Linked DNA regions of Homo sapiens: region 1 is linked to region 2. Evidence: chromatin contacts called from ENCODE Hi-C or POLR2A ChIA-PET data. All regions are on one chromosome and are shown on one strand. The core of a region is the stretch at or near the end of the contact, and the rest is flanking DNA. Distances in the headings are between cores, read along the strand shown.

Region 1 (4,077 bases), core at 1,431-3,930, 120 kb after region 2:
GTTTGTATGTGTGTGATTGTCTACGTGCATGAGAGGCTGTGTGGTATAGTGAAAAGTGTGTACACTTTGGAGTCCTGAGAGTGTCAGCTTGCATGTGCCCTCCATTAACCAGGCCCTGCCTTAGAAAATTTTAGCTTTATTATCCACGATGTGGGGAAGCCTATTCCTCAACTCCTCCAGTATTAGGGTAAGACAGTGTCATGGATGGAGGTACTGGTTAAGCTCATGAGCTCTAGAGGAGACCTCTATCTAGCTCTTATTAGCTGTGTGACCATAAGCAAATTGCATAACCTCTCTAGACTTCAGTGTTAACTCCTATTTCATAACCTTAGTAATTGTTTCTAGTTCACGGTGTTGAAATACCAGTAGAATGTTTGGTATACAGATATGAATTGCTCAATAAACATTAGTTCTCATATTTCTAATATGTGTAAAATGCCTGGGACAGTAATTGATAGAATAAATACTAATTGGACATCTAATCTGTTTTAGGCACTCCCTTAGGAGTAGCAATAAAGCAGTGAATAAGACAGAAGAAATTTCCACCCTCTTGACCTTACATGCTTACATATCTTTCATATATTATTATTATTTTATGATTTTGTCCTCTGCTATATGATAACACCATTAAGGACAGAGACCAATCTGACTTATGTGAAACCTTAGGATCTGGTATGTTGGACACATATAGGCATTCAATAAAACTTTATAGGAATGAAAAATAAAAAATAGAACAGAGACCGTATTTTCAAAAATGTTTAAATTCCAGAAGGAAGTGCAGACACAAAACTAACTAGAATGAATACATGAATTAACCAACTGTCAACTATCTTCCTGCCTCATTCAAAAAAATGGTACACACAATCACACCTATTGTGCTTTTTTGCTTAAGAATGGGAAATCAAACTCATAAGAATGAGAAAGAAAGAAACATGTTAGTCACAGAAACTAATCCTCACTGTGATTGAAAATCATCTTGTAGTTTTCTGGTAATAAGGGCAAAAAACAAACACATAATGGGTTGACTAATTCATGTTTTTTTAATAGAAAGAAATGTACTATTCTTCCAGAGAAAGAGCTTATCCCTTGGTGCTACCCATGACTCTTCTAGATGTCATACTGATAGAATTCAAAAATTTTGAGCATCTATGTACAAGTAGACATCATTTAAAGCACTCCTGGGGGCAATTCACAGTGTTTCATTATCAGATGGATGAAACCAATTGTCCATGAGGAGGAGGAGGAGGAGGATGAGGAGGAGGAGGAGGAAGAGGAGAAGGATACACTCGTCATTTACTGAACATTAACTCTATGCCAACTCCCTTTTATGTCCGTTATAAATTTTCTTATTTAATACTTGCAACAAACCTATGAGGCAGTTACTTTTATTACTTGCATTTACAACCCAGAAAACAGGCATGGGAGATTAGGGAACTTCCTAAGGGTCACTCAGATAGAGTGTGACATAAGCAAATTCACTCCACAGCAGGGGCTTTACTTTGCAATTCGCAGTTCCCCTCTTTATGGAAGATCTTCAGAAAGCATGAGCAAAAGCAGCTTCCACATTGCAAATCAAAAGAAGCCCACTCTCCCCAAACTTAAGCCCTCAGGCCCCTCATTAATAATTTTTCCCAAGATTTTTCTAGAATCCTTTCTTGTTCTACAGTTATTAGAAAGTTAAATTATACTTTACAGTTAATAGAAAGTTCACGGTTAAAACTTTACAGTTACTGGAAAGTTAAATTCCCAGACATTTTCAATTTTGCTCTTGATTTTGAAGTCTGAGGCTTTCCTCTTAATCAACTAACATGGCTAAGAGAGGACCGGATGCTGCAAGGAATTTGCTTCCTGTTGTAACTGTCCTCCCTAAAGCTAATTGTATTAATAAACCTTCCTGGTCTAATTAGAACTTTGGTGAACCTCTGCTGATAGTGCGGATCATCCTGAATCTGTTTGCTCTGGGAAACTGGCTCCAGCCAGGACTGATAAATGGATACCACGTGTGATCAAGAAACCTGCAGATAGCAAAGCCAGAGGGGGTCACACAATCCCACGGGCGCCACTGGCAGAAATCATCCAGGCATGGAGTTCAGTTAAATTTAACTCAGTACAGGAAATGTTTTCTACTCCAGCTGGATTTCTGCACCTTTGAGCTGTGAATTTAGATGGATGAGCAACAATCTCTCTCCTCCTTGTTTGGCTGGTGACTAGGCCGGACTGATCAAAGGTTTAATGTTGGCAACTTCAAATGCCACTTCTAAGTTTCTGTCGCTTTGATCCTGAAGAAAATAATTTCTTAGAAAAGAAAAAAACATGGGAATGAAAAACACTGGGTTAAAAAATAATACTGCTTCAGACCACAGCACATAATCATTTGGTAAAGCAGTTTCAAGTCCTGAGTTTTAGCATCTGCTAAGGATAGAATTTTCTCCCCCACTCCCAGATTCACATGTTAAAGCAGTAGTAGTTGGAGATAGGGTCTAGAAAGAAGTAATTAAGGTTAAATAAGGTCATAAGGGTGGGGCTCGGATAGAATAGGATAGGATAGGATTGGATTTATGTCCTTACAAAATGAGATGAGACAGCCAGGTGGGAAGAGGTCCTTGGAAAAACTCCAACCAGCCTGCACACTGGGAGGATTGCGCACTGGCATGGAGCCACGGGAGTTGGTGCTGTTTGCAGCGGGGGAAGCCTGGCCCCTCCTATTCCTGGGTGGAACCTGGGATTCAATCTTCAGGCAGGAAGCGCTGTAGCAGGGATTCTGGCCTTGCGGAGCGTCCCTGTTTCCCTCTTTCACCCAATAAACCCGGCCCTCCTCACGCTTCAGATTGTCTGCAAGCCAGATTTTTCGTGGCCATGTGATAAGGACCCCTGTCTTCAGCTGAACTAAGGAAAAATCCCACAACAGAGATATTAGAGAGACCTCCCAGCTCCCACCCCCACCACCACATACAAAGAAGAGGTCATCTGAGCACACAGTGACATGGTGGTTGCCGACAAGCCAAAAGAAGGAATGTTCTGAAACCTACCTTGCCAGCACCCAGATAGTGGACTTCCCAGCCTTCCAAACTGAAATGTTTGTTGTTTAAGCCACCTAATCTACAGCATTTTATTATGGCAGCCCAAGCAGACTAATACAGCATTCAAGCCCTTTCAACTCAAATTTTAAATTTTAGCTAATATTTTGATCTTTATAAGATTCTCACATAAAAACTCAGACCCCAGCGTAATTTTTGCTGACACTAAATTTTCTAGAAAACTTTACACTATTGTGTAGAATGTGTACACATACAGAAACCCAGAGATGTTCCCAATCAGACTTAATATTCAAGTCCCCCAATATTGCACATACCAAATACATGTCTATAATCCCTTACCATGATTCTGAAATCCTGAAACCTCTGAAAACCAAACATCCAGTCACAAATTTAGAGCAAACTCCTTTGGTGGCAAACCTTATTGGGAATAGATGTGAAACAATTTTTGGTATTTAAAAATTGCCTCTGGAGTGAAGTCAAACATTTGATACATTTTGTCCGAAAGAATTCTTTTCCCTCTCCCTCTCCTTCTGCTTCTGTTTCTGCTTCTTTTTCAAAAAAGCAAAAAAGGTTGGTGTTTCCATTCAGGGAAACAGCCTTACAGTGTAACTTGGCTATTCAGATCACTGTCATAATTAAGGCTTGTGTCCAACAGGCAACAGTGAAAATAGCCTCTTGTTAATTTTAGAGGTTTTATTTATTTACATGGAAAACTTCAACATTTGGGATAGTGCCTGAAGCTGACTAATTTTTTGATGCTTCAGTTTTCTTTTACACTTCGTTTGAGGCTTAGAATTAGTTGAAGAAGATGACAATGTAAGTTTGTTAATGTATAATATACTAATACATATTTAATTAATATCTGATTATATATTAATGCATATATAATAATAAAATATAAACCTCTTTAATACGTCAAACTACTAAAGATAAACCATAAGGAAAAACTTTTTAATTTCTCCTTTTTCTTCTTTTTTTTGAGACATGGTCTTGCTCTGTCACCCAGGCTAGAGCGCAAGTGGTGTGATCATAGCTCACT
Region 2 (3,704 bases), core at 1,057-3,556:
TTGTCTCTACAAAAATACAAAAGTTAGCCAGGCATTGGTGATTCACACCTGTAGTCCCAGCTACACTTGAGCCCAGGAAGCAGAAGTTGCAGTGAGCCGAGATTGCACCACTGCACTCCAGCCTGGGTGACAGGGGAGACTCTGTCTCAAAAAACAAAAACAAAAACATAGACCTCATGAGAATTCGTTCGCTATCACGAGAACAACATGAGGGAAACTGCCCCCATGATTCATTTATCTCCACCTGGTCCTGCCCTCAACACATGGGGATCATTACAATTCAAGGTGAGATTTGGGTGGGGACACAGAACCAAACTTATCAGGAAGTGCATGAGCTAGGGCTTGTTTTTGTAATCAAAAGCAAACACTGTGCAGTCCCTTAGCCACCTGGACATTCCAATGAGTCCTGAACTAGTCCTCTGTTAATTAGTAATTGGCTAAAAAATGAAAATAGTTAAAAGCAAGCACTAGGCATCTTGGGCCTAGACATTCTTCTTAGATTTCACTTCATCTATATCAACTGTAACAGTACCTGACAAAGCAGGTTTTAAAAAAATATATATTTATTTATTTATTTTCTGGTTATTCTTCTTTAAAATTTTACTTTAAGTTCTAGGATACATGTGCAGAACATGCAGGCTTGTTACATAGGTATACATGTGCCATGGTGGTTTGCTGCACCTATCAACCCATCATCTAGGTTTTAAGCCCTGCATGTATTAGGTATTTGTTTTATGTGCTTTTCATTTGCCTTCCCATTTTCTTTTTAAATTTCTTTCAGTCTTCAGGGATTGTGTCTTTCCCATCCTCACTGCTTCACTGAAAATCATTTGCTGGGAAATGTTAAATAGCTTATTTTCTTGGCATCCAATATTTCGCAGTGGTTACTTCTTGATCAACATTCAGAGCTCAGTAAAGCACTTTAACTTATTCTACTAATATTTATTGAAAGCTCACCTGTGTCAGACACAAAGTTAGGCTTGAGAACATGGAACATAAAATTAAGTAATACCAAATACAACCACTGTTCTCACGGAGCTTACAGCCTAGAGTTAAGACTGTAGATATGAATAAATATAAGATTATAAGTAGAAATAAGTGATCTGAAATACAGAGATTTGGTTCTATTGAATATATACATATAGAGATAGACAGATAGATGAATAGATGGATAGATAATAGACAAAAACATAGATAGTAGATAATAGAAGAAAAAGAAAGAAGAAAAGAAAGAGAGAGAGGGAGGGAGGGAGGAAGTAAGAAAGGAAGGAAGGATAGAAAGATAGATGATGGAAAGAAAGAACAAATTAATGAAAACAGGATGAAAGAAGAAAAGGAAGGAAAGAAAGAAGGGGAGGGAGGGGAAGGGAAGGGAAGGGAGGAAGGAAGGAAAGAAGGAGAGAGACAAAAGAAAGAAAGAAACAAAGAGAAAGAAAAAATGATGGAAGGAAGGAAGACGAAAGAAAAACAAAGAAAGAAAGAAAAAATGAAAGAAGGAAGGAAGGGTGAAAAAGAGGAAGAGGGGAGGGAGGGAAGGAAGGAAGGAAGGAAGGAAAGAAAATGGGAAGAAAGAAAGCTAATGGTGAGAAAGGAAAAAAAGAGAAAGAGAGAAAGAAAGAAGGAGAGAATGGAAAAAAAGAAAAGGAAGGAAGAAGGGAAGGGAGGAAGAAAGGGAGGAAGGGAGGGAGGAAGGTAGGAAGGGAGGTCCCTGGACCAGGAGTGTGTGGGTGGTGAGGAAGGCTTCTCTGAGGAACTAGCACTTGAGATATGAAGGTGGAGGAAAAGTATAACTAAGGGAAGAGATGGGAGAAGAGAAGCATTCTCAGTAGAGGGGATCTCTTCCTCCCAGAGAAGAGGAGACTTAGAACAAATGGTCTGTAGAAGTGAGTGGGGCTAGAGCATGTAGAGCCTTCAAGGTCCTGCATAAGGATTTTGATATTTATACTAAAAGCAATGAAAGTGATTGCAGGTTTTTAAACCTAGGACTCACTTGATATACTAGTTAATCTGGAAACATTGCTCTCAATGTAGGTGGAGAAAACACTGGAGAGGAGCATGAATGAAGGATGGAGAGAACAGTGAGGAGGCCACTGTGGAATGTCAAGGTGGACTGACAAGTGGGGTAGTTGAGAAAGAGAAAAATGGATGGATCCAAAAATACAACAGGACAGAATGAATCCAGAAGTACTATTTCAGAACATAGAACGGGTTAGATATGGGCAATGAGGAAGAGGGAGGTAAAAAGGATACTGTCTAAGTTCCTTGCTTGCATAACTGGGTGGGTGGTGGTGACGTTATTTAGACTAAGGAGGTGATGCTTTTGTAATGCATTTGACATATGTCCCCACGCAGGACTAGTTTCCTGAGTCTCAGCTTGAGGTATTATGAGGAATAACTATCTGATCCAAATCTGTGGTGGACAATTAGATCATTCCTTTGATAATATCCATATCTGAAAATGCCATAATTGTTTATTTAAAAAAACAGTAGTCCCAAAGTCTGCCGTAGGGCTTCAGTGAACATTAGAGCGAGCCGTAAGATGACAGACTGAACACAGAAAACAAATTGCTTGATGCTTAGTAGCCTGAAGAAACAATGAGCTGGCTTTATTACAAGTTTGGGGAAATGAGAAAGTTTTGTGAAGTGATAGTCTGCCACTCTGGGTTCTTCAGAGAAGAATTCCTGTTATTATTCTAGAAATGTAAGCATTTGTTTTTATCAGTGGGCCATTTCACCAGTAACTGTTAACTAATGCCAAGCCTTGATTTCCAATTAAGAGGCGCAATTATAAATCTTCAGATACATGTAGCAAAATTATGCTCTCCAGAAACAGCAGAGCAGAGATAAGGCAAAGTCATTGCCAGAAGATAATATTTAGAAAAGCACAGATGAATTCAAAAGAACTCATTTATTATGATATTAAAAAAAACTCTTTTTGGAAAACAGAAATGTGATTTTTTTTTTTTTGTCAAGAGGGTTTATGATACTAGTCATTTCCTACAGACACACAGCTTGAAGAAAAACATCCAGAACACAACATTGGTAATGGTGTTTACTATAATATCATCAACTGATCATTTCAGCCACAGATCTGAGGTTTATCAGCTCTGTGCTGAATATACTTATTTTTGCAGCAAGGTCTGTTTATAGTGTGATTGTGCTTTAGAAACACAGGTTGCATTACATTACCTCCCCCCTAGAGCTTAAGTGTATGGTCTCAGTTTCCATAAAGAATCAGAGTGGCATTCTTGGTAGTATAAGAAAAATCTAAATCATGATGTTCTCTTAAAATACAGCTTAGGAACCAACTTATGAATGTATCATATATTAGAAAAATACCAGTGAAATATTCATCAGAGGGATTCATTGGTATCAATTAGAAATGATCACTGGACCAGGAAATCACAAATTTCAGTTTCTTTCTTTTTTTTTTTTTTTTTTTTTTTTTGAGATAGAGTCTTGTTCTTGTCATCCAGGCTGGAGTCAGTGGCGCGATCTCAGCTCACTGCAACCTCCGCCTCCTGGGTTCAAGCAATTCTCCTGCCTCAGCTTCCCAAATAACTGGGACTACAGGATACGCCACCATGCCCAGCTAATTTTTGTATTTTTATTAGAGACGGGGTTTCACCATATTGGCCAGGCTGGTCTCAAACTCCTGACCTCGTGATCCGTCCGCCTCGGCCTCCCAAAGTGCTGGGATTACA

What was found. Hi-C counts contacts between places; a loop is a spot of excess contacts on that map. ChIA-PET counts read pairs that join two places held with the same protein, here RNA polymerase II (POLR2A). Pooled maps may share reads with other maps.
Region 1: a loop to region 2 is called in a pooled map of heart left ventricle, with 2.0 times the contacts of the local background. The contact joins two enhancer-like sites. A Hi-C loop is called at or near these places in 1 of 168 maps with a recorded cell type or tissue (OCI-LY7) and 3 of 50 pooled maps. POLR2A ChIA-PET finds 5 or more read pairs at or near these places in 2 of 52 experiments (MCF 10A and OCI-LY7).

What each region holds. Positions count from the first base shown.
Region 1 is chr20:8,430,899-8,434,975 of GRCh38, reverse strand. The region is part of intron 3 of PLCB1 (phospholipase C beta 1); the gene reads right to left. It overlaps LOC124900459 (a long non-coding RNA gene), which reads right to left. Exons shown (of 2, transcript XR_007067518.1): 2 at 1-4,077. Among named protein-coding and RNA genes, the nearest start is that of PLCB1-IT1, 180 kb to the right of the region's middle. Within about 2 kb of position 2,680, at least 12 of the 41 ENCODE cell types and tissues checked have a DNase peak (open chromatin) inside an H3K27ac peak, as active enhancers do.
Region 2 is chr20:8,546,058-8,549,761 of GRCh38, reverse strand. The region is part of intron 3 of PLCB1 (phospholipase C beta 1); the gene reads right to left. Among named protein-coding and RNA genes, the nearest start is that of RNU105B, 280 kb to the left of the region's middle. Within about 2 kb of position 2,306, at least 2 of the 41 ENCODE cell types and tissues checked have a DNase peak (open chromatin) inside an H3K27ac peak, as active enhancers do.